Regions from separate parts of the Homo sapiens genome. Here region 1 is linked to region 2. A link is a contact called in ENCODE Hi-C or POLR2A ChIA-PET data. All regions are on one chromosome and are shown on one strand. The core of a region is the stretch at or near the end of the contact, and the rest is flanking DNA. Distances in the headings are between cores, read along the strand shown.

Region 1 (6,322 bases), core at 741-3,240, 690 kb after region 2:
ATTAGTTATAAAACCAAGACATTTATGGAAAGCAATTTTTAATGATACATTGATATGTTAGCTATGTCTTTTAAAATTACTCTCTCTCTGTCACCCCTTCTCCTTTTTCTCTCCCTCTAACAGTAAAGTATCTAGGAAAATAACAGTAAAATTGGTGTGTGTATGTGTGTGCTCACATGCACATCATGTGAAAACATTTGAAAACAACTCAATGATTTAAAAATATATACTTGTCTATTTTAGATTAAGTCAGAGTAAAAAGAGAAAAAAGGGAAGCAGGAGGATGAAGGGAATGAGGAAAAGAGAAAACGAGAGGTAGAAAAGAGAGAGGAGAAAGGAAGGAGATGAGTTGGGGCACTCAAATACAAAGAGAAATCGCCATATATCATCCAGATGTTTTGTCTACAGCAGACCAAACATCAGGCTTTCGGGAAACATTTGGAAGACACAATGCTCCTTTCACTACACAGACAACTGTTGACAGTCCTATCGCCTCCTTCCCTGCGTGTATGTGTCTATCCCTTTCAAGCCTTTTTGTGGTCAAATTATAAAGGCCTGTTTAGTGGGTGGGGTGACGTCACACTGACCACAAAAGCTTATATTTCCTGCTACTAAATACACAGCCCCTGCTGACGAAGTGATCATTACAGAGAGAGCTTGTTCTGCCGAGGTCACCCCAAAGTGGGGATGAAGGCACTGGGGCGGGGGCTCGGTTGAGAGAGCAGAGCCATTATTCCCAAGTGTGTCTGCCTGCCTGCTGATCCTCATCTTGCTAGAACCAAAAGATGAAAATAGAAGTCTCTTTGTGCTTCCTCCAGGCCTTTGTCTCTAAGGATGCTGGGGCACACTGGGACACAACATGGTGGGAAAAAGGAAAAGACAAAAATTCAGGTCTTTGATTCCAGTTTCCTCATTTATAAGCTCAGTGATTTTACCTCTCCGGGTTGAATCCTGAAAATCTCCGTTTTACTAAAGAGAAAAGAACCTCATCCAGGGATCACACGGGAGCATGTATTTTAAAGTGACTGGTTTTAGTTTTGAGGGCAGCTGCTATCTTATAGTGATTTCTTTAGTGTTCCCACTTTCCTTGTGCTGATTACAAACGGTGGTTCTCTCTTCTGAGAGGAGAGAGTAAAGGGTAGGTTTTGTTTTTACGCATTTCTTTCTATTTTATTTATTTATTTTTGCAGAGGTCATGGGTGAACAATTTTTTTAATGAAGGAAAATAAATGAATTAACGTGGTGACTTGTCCAGTTAAGCCAAAGAAGCCACACCAAGTGTTAGAGGACCACAGAGGAACCAGAGAGGATCTGGGTAAGATCTCACAGGAAGAGTAGCATCTGGGTTGGGTGTAGTGCATAGGAGTTTGGCAGGCAGAGGGTTATGATCATAATTACCATCCCCAGGAACCCCTAAGTATCCCCTGGCATTAAACCAGAGTGGTCTGAGGCCTTATGTTGTAAGTCCTTGGCACTCCAAACCTCAGATGAAACAAAAATTGATGGATGTGCTTTTTGAATAGTTCACTCAATCAGGTTAATTTTGACGTTTAAAGAAGCAGAAAACCACTGCTCAGCCAAGATCCTGCAGAACTTTCCTATTCTCCATCCTAAGCCCTTGGTGAAGTAGAACTCAAATTCCCTACATTTTTCTTTCTTTTATTTTTCCCCCCTCTTGTGAGGGATGATTACAAGTAAGGCCTCAAACCCAAAAAGGACTTGGAAACAAGTCCACGTGGTATTCAGTGAAGGAAATCTTTTGCTTTTATCCATGTAATTTAGGTGGTCTGGACAGCCAGTCTGGATACTCTAACTGCTGGCAAGATTCTGAAGGCCAAGGTTGTGTAGGTTGGTTCTCTATATAAACCGAAGAATTGAAAAACTGCCCCGTTCCTTTGGGCCATGTGTGTCCACCAGGCACTTATTGTGTGTGCACTTTCTGCCAGGCCACTGGCTAACTTTAAGGGCCTCCAGTGGGCCTAACGCCATGTGCAGTTCACCTGATCTGAGGCTGTGGCGGGCTGGTGTGGCTCAGTTATTCCCCACAAGCTGCCATCCCCTGGCTTAGACATAAAGCCTTAGCTCCATTAATCATCCTTTTCCTGGAGCATACTAGATGAGCTCCTGGCTGGGAGTAGAACTATCATGTTCATTTCCTAATTTTAAAAAGTGTGTGTTTGCTAACAGCTGGAAGGCAGGCTAGAAAGGCAGCTTCAAAGTCCCACTGTGGGGAAAATAATGCTAAGAAGATCCTGGGGCACTTTCTCTTGAACTCACCTCCCCTGTAGCACTGGGGACTGTCCTAGAAGATGAAGTCTGTGCTGGGGGTAGTGAGGGAGGGCCCAAGGCTTGCAAAGAGGATGGACACTGTCAATTTGGGCTGGGCTTAGCCATTAAAAGTAGATCTCTGAAAACAGAACTGGGGGAGTGAAGATGGAAGTTATGCTGTTAAGCTAATGAAAGAGTCAAGAAATAGAGAATATGGAGAAATCAGTGGCCAGAGCCCAGAAAAATAACAATTATGTGAAAAAAAAATGTCATTTAAAAGGTAGAAGCCAAGGAACTTGATGAAAACCAAGTCAAATAGCCAAGATATCTTTAACAGACTCAACATAGCTGACACTGAGAAGAACCTAAAAACTGAGGCAATGTTATAAATAGATCAATTCCAGAAAAAGCAAGACTCCTGGGGAGAAGGGTTGGGATGGAATCAGAACCAAAAGGTGAGAGCTCTCATTGTTCCACGAGGGAAGGACAGAGTCTCAGAGCAATGGCTGGGTCAAACGTGACAAGGATAATGGAAGTAAAATGATCAAAGTTAGAAAGGTTCTGACATAGTACAATAACAGAGGCCATGCAATGTAAACATATATCAAAACATCACATTTCAAGCTGGGTGCAGTGGTGCACTCCTGTATTCCCAATTACTCAGGAGGCTGAAGCAGGAGGATTGCTTGAGCCCAGAAATGAAAGTTCAGCCTGGGCAACATAGTGAGATCCCATCGAGAGAGAGAGAGAGAATCACTTTATACCTCATGAATATATAATATATATTTTATTTTTAAAAAGAAAATTTAAAAACAAATGCAGGTCATGGATCCAGAACTCAGAATGTAGGTAAATTAATAAGAAACTAGAAAGAAAAGACCATCTTTCTTAATGATTTCAACTGGCTCTGTAGGAAACCACCCAGGTGTTCATTGTCTCCAAAGAGCTAAACCTTGCCTCAGAAAAATGACCTTCTCCTATCTTTCCTGCTGCAGCAAGAACCTCTGGTTTAACCAATTAGGTAAGTCATTTATATGACACTCAATCTGAATTATTCTGTCTGTCTGTCTGTCTATCAATTTCTCTATCTGTCTATCATCTTTAGGGAAAAAGTATATCCCATGCACAGTTATGATAACAAAGGAGTCATCTTCTATACAATATTAAACATAACTATTGAAAAGTTAAAAACTCAAGCCTTCAGTTTAGGGTTTGATTTTCATGATCCAAAGCAGCATTCTTGACTGATTGTTTTTCCTTGTGTTGATTCATATTTGTCTGAGTGAATTTGATTGGCTGTTTTGGAATTGCGTAAGATACTTCTTCATTGACCCAAATAATCTGTTTGTTGATTTTATTCAGACTAACATATAACTTAATTGACTAAATTTTTGCCTTTCTCAAATGGTGTGGTGATTACATAGACTCAATCTGTATTTTTGAGAAGTTTTTAAGTATGCTTTCATTAGCCTGAGACTAGTGTTCCTGAAACCTTGTAAAGTACGGAGCACTTCAGGAGCAGAGAGAATGAATACCTTGGGTGATGCCCAGTGTAAATCTCATGGTCTGGAGGGAATCTTGTGGCCAATATGAGCCTCGTCAGATGTCAGGCTTTCCAAAAGTAGAAGTGGAAGGCTCCTGTTTTTCTAACTCCTGCTGTTCCCCTGACTATCACTATGTTGTCCATATTGTTTTCAGAACTCACAGCTTAAAGAACCACCTTGCTTTTCTTAGAACTTTGGGGGTGGACCTTACTCCTTTTTACTTTTTTTTTTTTTCAAATTGCATGTGGATTCTACTGTATTTAGCATAACTCAAGCTTAGCATTTGAACATGTTTCATAGCCAATAGCTTTGCACATCCTCCATGATTGCATACTGTGTTTCAGACACAGATGTAGGACATGCAACTGATGTGGCCATCACTAATGTCAATACTGACCCTTGCTCTGTGCTTTGGGCCCTAAGTAGAGCTAGGTCCATGTAGTAGTCTAGTGCCCTCTTGTGGCTTTCAAACTAAGAGTCTTGAGCTATTTTGTAGAATTAGAGCTATTTGTAGAATCACGAGTTTGAGAAGACCACTGTGAAGTTACGTCCTGCCTTCTCTCCCTTAGTAACACTACCCACCTCCTGCAAAGCACAGTCAGTGATGGGAGACATGTTCTACTCTGAGCTAAGAAAAACACTTTGGAATGTGGAGATCAGGGTACTGGAGTTTAATAGAGACCTTTAGAACTTACTATACTGTGGATACATAGCATATGACAAATAAATGTTAATTGAAATTCCTTTGCCAAATTGGCGATACCTCCCAGTTTTTCCATTCACTCTTAAACTTATTCATTCAACAATTTCTCCAATGACATGATTTCAAATAATTTGATATGTTTAATTTGAAGGCAAGAGAATTATAAGGAATATATCAAGTGATCTCAAAAGTTTGAAGATCTGTAATGTGACCAAATCAAGTATCCTACATGGCTCCAGAGAGACACACATTAAGGTTGTAGATATTGGTTAGATATAAGGAAGAACTTTTTAGTGACTGCAATTGTAGAACCCTGAAACATGTCTAGGAATAAACTTCTCATTGCACTGAAACAGTTTAGCAGGGATGTATTAATTTTTGAAATAGACATTTTAAAGAGAAGTTTCTCCCATGGACTAATTGATCTTTGATAAAAATCTTAGATTTTTAGAATCTAAGATTTTGATTTTTATTAAAAATCTAAGATTTTAATAAAGATGTTTTAGATTTTTAGTCTACAAATGTATTTAAGAAAAAGCACAGCTTCCTTTGACTAGTCAATTAAGTCCCACAGCTAAGCAGTCGTAAGGAGCAGAAAAAAATAACTGTTGGGTACTAGGCATAGTACCTGGGTGACAAAATAATCTGTACAACAAATCCCTATGACATGAGTTTACCTATATAACAAACCTGCACATGTACCCCCAAATCTAAAAGTTTAAAAAAGTCTTCTCTAATGTTTAATATGAAACTTTCCCATATGAACATTGCAAGTTCATAACTACCATCTCCATTTCTAGGAAATCAAATTGTGTGTGTGTGTGTGTGTGTGTGTGTGTGTGTGTGTGTGTGTGTATACAGGTGTATGTTTACCCAAACCCATTTTTATAACCTATCTGGTTTTGATTTTCTAGATTGTAATAGGACTTTTGACATTTTCTTCAAAACCTGACATTTTGTCACTTAACTGCTTTTCATTTTCAGCAAGCCTTTCACATTGATGTCTAATTGTGTATAATGGCCAATTACACACTGGAAAAATATGCATATTTGCTTGATTCTGGTTATATGACATATGATGAGTATGTTCATACATATTTATTAAAGCAGTTATTCATTCATAGCACAGCAAAAAAAAAAGAGTCAAAGACTGAATTTCAGGAGGTTATTAATGAAACATAAGAACTTAGTTTTGTCACCCCAAGTTGCAGGGACAATGAAAGCCACTGTCTCTTAGTTCACATCAGCCTAAGCTGCAGGACAGAGGAGATGACTTATGCTTCTGTCCAGGATAATTTCTTGCTCTTTTAAAGAGGTAGAATGATGTTACAGGTATGGGTTGATTGGATTTCAATTGCTGCTATTGTTTTGGTTATTTTTCATATTTAGTCAATACAATCTTCTCTATGCTTTTTGAAAAATCTGTACCGTAAACCTTAGAGGGGAAACAGTGAATCCACCATGTCTTGCAGAGGTCCAAAACCAAGTTAAAACCAGAAGCCATTGGGTCTTCAGCCTTTGGACCTGAAGGTGGAAGGTGGGTGAGATAACTGCCTCCCCCATGTTCTCCCTTTCTTCCAGTGGCTTCATCACTCCTATTACATTGAGACTGAGGTGGGGAGTGGTTTGAGAGTTTTCCAGAGAGAAAGCTGATTTGTCCTTATGAGGCTAAAACTTTAAAGGTCTTGGGGTTCAAGAAAAGTTCAGGTCCAGGATCCAAAGTGGTTTGAGATTTCCTCCTGTTCTTCCTCACAGTAGTTCCACTGCCCTTCATCTTGGCAGAAGGGCCAATGGCCTATGTCACAGC
Region 2 (6,922 bases), core at 4,178-6,677:
TATTATCCAACTTTTTAATTTTACCAATCCAGAGAAATGAAATATCATCTCATTCTTGCTCTAATTTGCATTTCCCTGACTACCAGTAAAATGTGTATCATTTTATTTATTTATTTATTTATGGCCATTTTAGCTGTCTCCTGTGAATATTCTGTTTGTATCCTTTGCCTGTTTTTCTGTTGGATTGTTTTTTTCTTACTGATTTAGGAAAATTCTTTATAAATTCTGGATATTAATGTTTTATCAGTTATCTTTTTATCTTTTAAATTTATTTTGTTGGGGAGGGGGGTCTCGCTCCGTTGCCCGGGCTGGAGTGCAGTGGCTTCATCTTAGCTCACTATAGCCTCCGCCTCCTGGGTTCAAGAGATTCTCATGCCTCAGCCTCCTGAATAGCTGGGATTACTGGTGCACACCACCACGCCCAGCTAATTTTTTTGCATTTTTTTAGTAGAGACGGGGTTCCACCATGTTGGCCAGGTTAGTCTCAAACTCTAGGCCTCAAGTGATCCACCTGCTTCAGCCTCTCAAAATGCTGGGATTACAGATGTGAGCCACCAGGCCCAGCTGGTTTAATTGAATTCTAATAAAAACTCCAACTAGATCTTTTTTTTTTTTTTGAAGCAGAGTCTCACTGTATCTCCCACACTGGAGTTCAGTGGCACGAATGCTGCTCACTGAAGCCTAAACCTCCTAGGCTCAAGTGATCCTCCTGCCTGAGCCTTCCCAGTAGCTGGGACCTCAGGAATGTACCACCACGCCTTGCAAATTTTTAAATTTTTCTGTAGAGACAGGGTCTTGCCATGTTGCCCAGGCTTGTCTAGAACTGGGCTCAAGCAATTCTTTTGCCTCAGCCTACCAAAGTGCTGGGATTACAGGCATTAGCCACCGCACCCAGCCTCCAGTTGGATTTTTTAAAGGGAACTTTATACTGTTACTCCCAAGAACATCTCAAAAAAAAAAAAAAAAAAAAAAAAAAAAGCAGGAGCGATATCTAAACAACTATGAAAAAGAAGAGCAATGTTGGAAGACTTGTCCCTTCAGACATTAAATATTAAAATCTGTTATAAAATACCAATAATTAAAATTCAGCCATGCTGGCCCCAGAGAGATGGCCAGATGGTGGAATAGAATACATGGCCCTTTACCATAAATGGAAAGCAAATACATGATCAAGGAATTGTCACAAATCCGTTTTCAATTTCTTCAACAAAGTTTGGGTAATTGCCTAAATAATTGGGGGGTGGGAGGGTAGATGAAACTTTAACTCACTGTTTACTATATTAAATTGCAGGTGAATCAAAGATCCTTGAAACCATAAAGTATTAGAAGAAAATACCAATGAACAATAGCTGATCACTGGGTGGAGAATGACTTTCTAAGCATAAAAACCAAGAAATTACAAAGGAAAAATTGATTTGAATTACCTAAACACATGTATTTTTTCTGTGACACATACACAGTGATTAAATTTTTTTTTTTTTTTTTGAGGTGGAGTTTTTGCTCTGTCGCTCAGGCTGGAGTGCAATGGTGCAATCTCAGCTGACTGCAACCTTCGCCTCCTGGCTTCAAGCATTTCTGCCTCAGCCTCCCAAGTAGCTGGGAATACAGGTGCCTGCTACCATGCCCAGCTAATGTTTGTATTTTTATTAGAGACAAGCTTTCACTGTGTTGGCCAGGCTGGTCTCAAACTCTTGGCCTCTGGTGATCCACCCACCTTGGCCTCCCAAAGTGCTAAGATTACAGGCGTGAGCCACCATGCCCAGCCCACAGTGGCTATGATTCTCTTGTACATTTGTACATTTTTGGAGGGCAGTTTGACAGTAAATTAAGGCGTGCACTCAATTTTTCAAATTTTACTTCTAGGAATTTATCCTAAGGAAATCATCAGACTAGTCAGATTTATAAATGAGAATATTAGTCATGCTGTTTATAATATTCAATAATTAAAAATCTAAGTTTTTATCAACAGATATACTATTAAATAAATTATAGTCCATTCAGCCATAAAATATAATGTTGATCAGTGGTTCCTAACTTTGGAGATCATTGAACCCTATAAGAACCTGAAGAAACTCCAAAATTGAAGGTCTTGGTATCTGGTTAGTATATATTGCTATCGGAAGATGTCCATACTATGGACAAAAAGCTGTTGTATGTATAATAATTTTTAAAAATTGTCATGTTGTCCAGGCGCAGTGGCTCACGCCTGTAATCCCAGCACTTTGGGAGACTGAGGCAGGCAGATCACCCGAGGTTAGGAATTCTAGATCAGCCTGGACAACATGGCGGAACCCCATCTCTACTAAGAATACAAAAATTAGCTGGGCATAGTGGTGCATGCCTGTAATCCCAGCTAGTCAGGAGGCTGAGACACGAGAATTGCTTGAACCTGGGAAGCAGCGGCTGCAGTGAGCCGAGATCCTGCCACTGTACTGCAGCCTGGGTGAGAGACAAGACTCTATCTCAAAAATAAGATAAATAAAATAAAATAAATAAAATAGTCATCCATAGAAAAAAGCCTGATTAATATATACCAGTACATTAATGATGATTATCTCTAAGTAGTCATCATTATCTTTTTAGTTTTTCTGTATTTTTGCAATGAGTGTGTATTATTTTTATAATAAGAAAAATTACATTTTTAAAAATAAAGGAGAATTTAGAAAACAACAGAAAAGTAATAGAAGGAAATAAGCTAGGGAAACTATTAGCCACCTCTGTGACATACAAATAATGGTTTTTACATGTAAAGGTATTTCCTAACTCCCAGTAGGAAAAAAAAAAAGGGGGCAACCTGTATAAATAGATAGTTCATCAAAGAAATGACACCAGTAGCCAATTAAAAGATAACGAAAACACCCAATTTCACTAGTAATCAAGTTAGTGAAAAATAAAATTTTTTTTTTTACCCCATCAAGTCAGTAGAGGTTTTAAAAATGTGCGGTGCTCACTGTTGATGAAAGTGTACGAAGATGGACATGCTAATACATTAGTTATTGGAAAGCAATTTGGCAATAATATCAGGAGCCTTAAATTAAGTTTTTTCTTTTTGCTATCGTACTTTGGTTTGTAGTCCAATCTAAGAAAATCACCAAAAATTGGCATCCTCTTAAAAACTTTCCATTTTAATAGCATTCTTGAGGTATAATTGACATGCAGTAAACTGCACATAATGTGTACAATTAATGAGAATCAAGATAGGAAACATATCTGCCACCCGCTGCCCCCACCCCCAGAGTTTTCCTTTGTAATCACGCCCTCCTGCCCCTTCCCTCACCCTCCCATCCTCAAGCAACCTCTGGTCTACGGTCTGTCACTAAGGATTAGTTTGCGGATTTTTAGAATTTTATATAAATATGGAATATAATGGAATATAAATGTGGAGAAAAGGACATTCAGGATGTACTTTTTTTTTTTGAGATTTATCCATGTTGTTGTGTGTCTCGTTCCTTTTTAGTGTTCACTCCTTGGTTTTCCTTTTTTTTTTTTTTCTTTTTTGGTTATCTAGACCTGCAGATGTTCACTCCCTTTTAGTGCTAAATAACATCCCATTGTACATCATCTGTTCACTTGTTGATGGACATTTACCAACATATCCTTTTAGGAAAAATTTGAGACCCCTAAATCTGCAGAAATAGAAGGGTTAAATTATGCTGTTGCTGCATAATGACAAAGGGCCATTAAAAATGATATTTTAGAACACTTAACAATACAGTTTTACTTATAATGTGTTTTATTGGGGGAAAACAGGATATAAAACTTTTTATTTAAAAGATATATATACCATACACATCAAAAAAAGAGACAGGAAAAAGTAGATTGGTTAGATTACTAAATGTTTTTATTTTCCTTATCATGTTTATCACTAGCAAGAATAAATAAATGCCATTTAAAAGAAAATAACTAAACTAAACATGCAGTTACCATACAACACAACAATTGACTTTTGAGCATTTTTCTTTGGGAAATGAAAACTTAGGTTAACAGAAAAACTTGTACACACATGTTCATAGCAGCTTTATTTGTAGTAGCCCCAAACTGGAATCAACTCAGATGTCCTTCAACAGATGGATGGTGAAACTATGGTATATCCATACTGTGGGCTATTTCTCAACAATAAAAAGAAGAAAATTATTGATACAGGTAACAACTTGGATGAATCTCCAGAGAGTGCTGAATGCAAAGGCCCATTCCAAAAGGTTATATGCTGTGCAATTTATATAACATTTGTATAGCATTCTTTTTTTTTTTTTTTTTTTTTTTTTTTTTGAGACAGAGTCTCGCTCTGTCACCCAGGCAGGAGTGCAGTGGTGCCATCTTGGCTCACTGCAACCTCTGCCTCCCGGATTCAAGTGATTCTCCTGCCTTGGCCTCCTGAGTAGCTGGGATTACAGGCGCACACCAGCACATCTGGCTAATTTTTGTATTTTTAGTAGAGGCGGGGTTCCGCCATGTTGGCCAGGCTGGTCTCAAACTCCTGACCTCAGGTGATCTACCTGCCTTGGCCTCCCAGAGTGTTGGGATTACAGGCATGAGCCACTGTGCCTGGCCTATAGTGCATTCTTGAAAAAAAAAAAAAAAATTGGCCAGGTGCAGTGGCTCACGCCTGTAATCCCAGCACTTTGGGAGGCCGAGGCAGGCGGATCACCTGAGATCAGGAGTTTGAGACCAGCCTGGCCAACATAGTGGAACCACGCCTCTACTAAAAATACAGAAATTAGCCAGATGTGGTGGTGTGCGCCTGTAATCCCACCTAGTTGGGAGGCTGAGGCAGGAGAATCACTTGAACCCCAGGGGGCGGAGGTTGCCGTGAGCCAAGATCGTGCCACTGCACTCCAGCCTGAGTGACAAGAGTGAAACTTCATCTTAAAAAAGAAAAAGAAAAAAAATGTTTTTAGAAATTCAGGTCAGATTAGTGGCTATCAGGAGCTAAGGACCGTGGAAAGAGGAGGGAGGTAAAAGGATCCTTGCAATGTTGGAGTTGTTGAGTATCTTAACATTGGAGGTGAATATATGAAAACCTACACAGGTGATAAAATTGTGTAGAACACACACATACAGTAAAACAAGAAATCTGAAGATCAGTGGATTGTATAGAAGTCAGCATCCTGGCTGTGGTATTATACTATAGTTTTTATAGAATGTTACCACTGCAGGAAACTGGGCAAAGGCCTAAGAGGGATCTCTATTATTTCTTACAATGGCACCTGAGTATAAGCAGTCATCTCAATACCAATGTCAATTTGAAAAGAAAAGCTCTGAAGGCAGGGGCCTCTGCTGAGCTGGAACCTGGTTCTGTGCTGGAGCTGTGGCTGGGTGTGGTTTGCTGAGAAGCCCCCGGGGCTGTTGCCCACCTTGCTTCTGCCCCTTGTTCCTGCAGCACGTGCAGCACATCCGCATCGATGGCTCCACCTCATCAGCTGAGCGGGAGGACCTGTGCCAGCAGTTCCAACTGTCGGAGAGGCATGCTGTGGCCGTGCTGTCCATCACCGCTGCCAATATGGGCCTCACCTTCTCCTCGGCTGACCTGGTGGTGTTTGCTGAGCTGTTTTGGAACCCAGGGGTAAGAGACGCAGAAGACTCAGATACTCCCCAGGCATGCTCATGGCTGTGGGCAGGAAGCAGTGAGTGTCGGTCGGGGAAAGTGTGGTTTCCCTTTTATCCATTCATTATACTTCCCACAAGTCAGTTTTCACTTCCTTTAAGCACTTCTATGTTGATTGACTAGTCTCTTTTTTTCTTTTTTTGAGACAGAGTCTCTTATCACCCAGGCTGGAGTGCAGTGGCATGATCTTGGCTCACTGCAACCTCCGCCTCCTGGGTTCAAGCGATTCCCCTGCCTCAGCCTCCCGAGTAGCTAGGATTACAGGTGTGAGCCACCACGCCAGGCGATTGGCTGTTTTCTAGATTTTCACAGCAACCTGTAGGATTATCGACTCCATTTTATCAACGGGAAGGTTGAAGTCTTCCAGGGCTAGAAGGAATCTTGACTTCATGTCTCATAGGAGGAAGTTAGGGCACCGAGAGCTCAAGGGGTGAGGCAGGACTGCACTGCCATAACTGAAGAGGGCACTTGGTGGCACCAGGTTGCAGCCCAGGCCTCACGTTCCAGCCTGTGCCCCCTTTAGTAGCCATCATTGTGAGCTGCTTTAACAATGGACCTCACACAGAGTGACAGCAGTGAGGGTTTCCTGGACACCACCACTGGCCTCACCTGACCAACTGAGGACAGAGATAAGACATTTGTTTGAACTCTTAAATTTTTCTGGTAATCTCCAGAAAAGTTATATCCCCTTTAATATTTATATAATATTTAATAATATTGTGGTTTTTATTGGCTACACATAAGAGACTACATTAATAATGGGTAGACCTTGAGGGTGTAGCCATTTTATACAAGAAATAATGCTCATGATGTTAGGTGGTTTTTTTTTTCTTTTGCTTTTTTGAGACAGGGTCTTGCTCTGTCACCCAGGCTGGACTGCAGGGACTTACTGGCTCACTGCAGCCTTGATTTCCCGAGCTCAGGTGATCCTCCCACCTCAGCCTCCTGAGTAGCAGGGGACTACAGGTGCACGCCTCCATGCCTAATTTTTGTATTTTTTGTAGAGATGGGGTTTCACCATGTTGCTCAAGCTGTTCTGGAACTCCTGGGCTCAAGCAATCTGCCTGCCTCAGCCTCCCAAAGTGCTGGGATTACAGGCGTGAGCCACCACATCCAGCCCTTAAGTATTTATTATAAGGCTTACCACTATATTAAACCACCACCCTATGCCCAAATCATGGATAGCCTCTCCCTTGTGTGTGATGTTTTTATTTATTTAGAAGATAACTTTTTATTTCATACAGTGAAGAAATGGAAGTGTGCAGGCCTCCATCACCAGCCCCTCCCCATGCAGCCTGATGGCAGAGCCTGTGCCTC

Evidence for each region. A loop is a pair of places that touch in the nucleus more often than their neighbours do. ChIA-PET counts read pairs that join two places held with the same protein, here RNA polymerase II (POLR2A).
Region 1: a loop to region 2 is called in a map of lower leg skin, with 12 times the contacts of the local background. The contact joins two enhancer-like sites. A Hi-C loop is called at or near these places in 1 of 168 maps with a recorded cell type or tissue (lower leg skin). POLR2A ChIA-PET finds 5 or more read pairs at or near these places in 1 of 52 experiments (AG04449).

Annotation. Positions count from the first base shown.
Region 1 is chr2:217,162,166-217,168,487 of GRCh38, forward strand. No RefSeq gene overlaps it. Among named protein-coding and RNA genes, the nearest start is that of DIRC3-AS1, 120 kb to the right of the region's middle. Within about 2 kb of position 1,991, at least 3 of the 41 ENCODE cell types and tissues checked have a DNase peak (open chromatin) inside an H3K27ac peak, as active enhancers do.
Region 2 is chr2:216,469,889-216,476,810 of GRCh38, forward strand. It overlaps SMARCAL1 (SNF2 related chromatin remodeling annealing helicase 1), which reads left to right. Exons shown (of 18, transcript NM_014140.4): 15 at 5,381-5,563. Among named protein-coding and RNA genes, the nearest start is that of RPL37A-DT, 25 kb to the right of the region's middle. RefSeq lists enhancers at 4,945-5,445, 5,363-5,532. Within about 2 kb of position 5,428, at least 2 of the 41 ENCODE cell types and tissues checked have a DNase peak (open chromatin) inside an H3K27ac peak, as active enhancers do.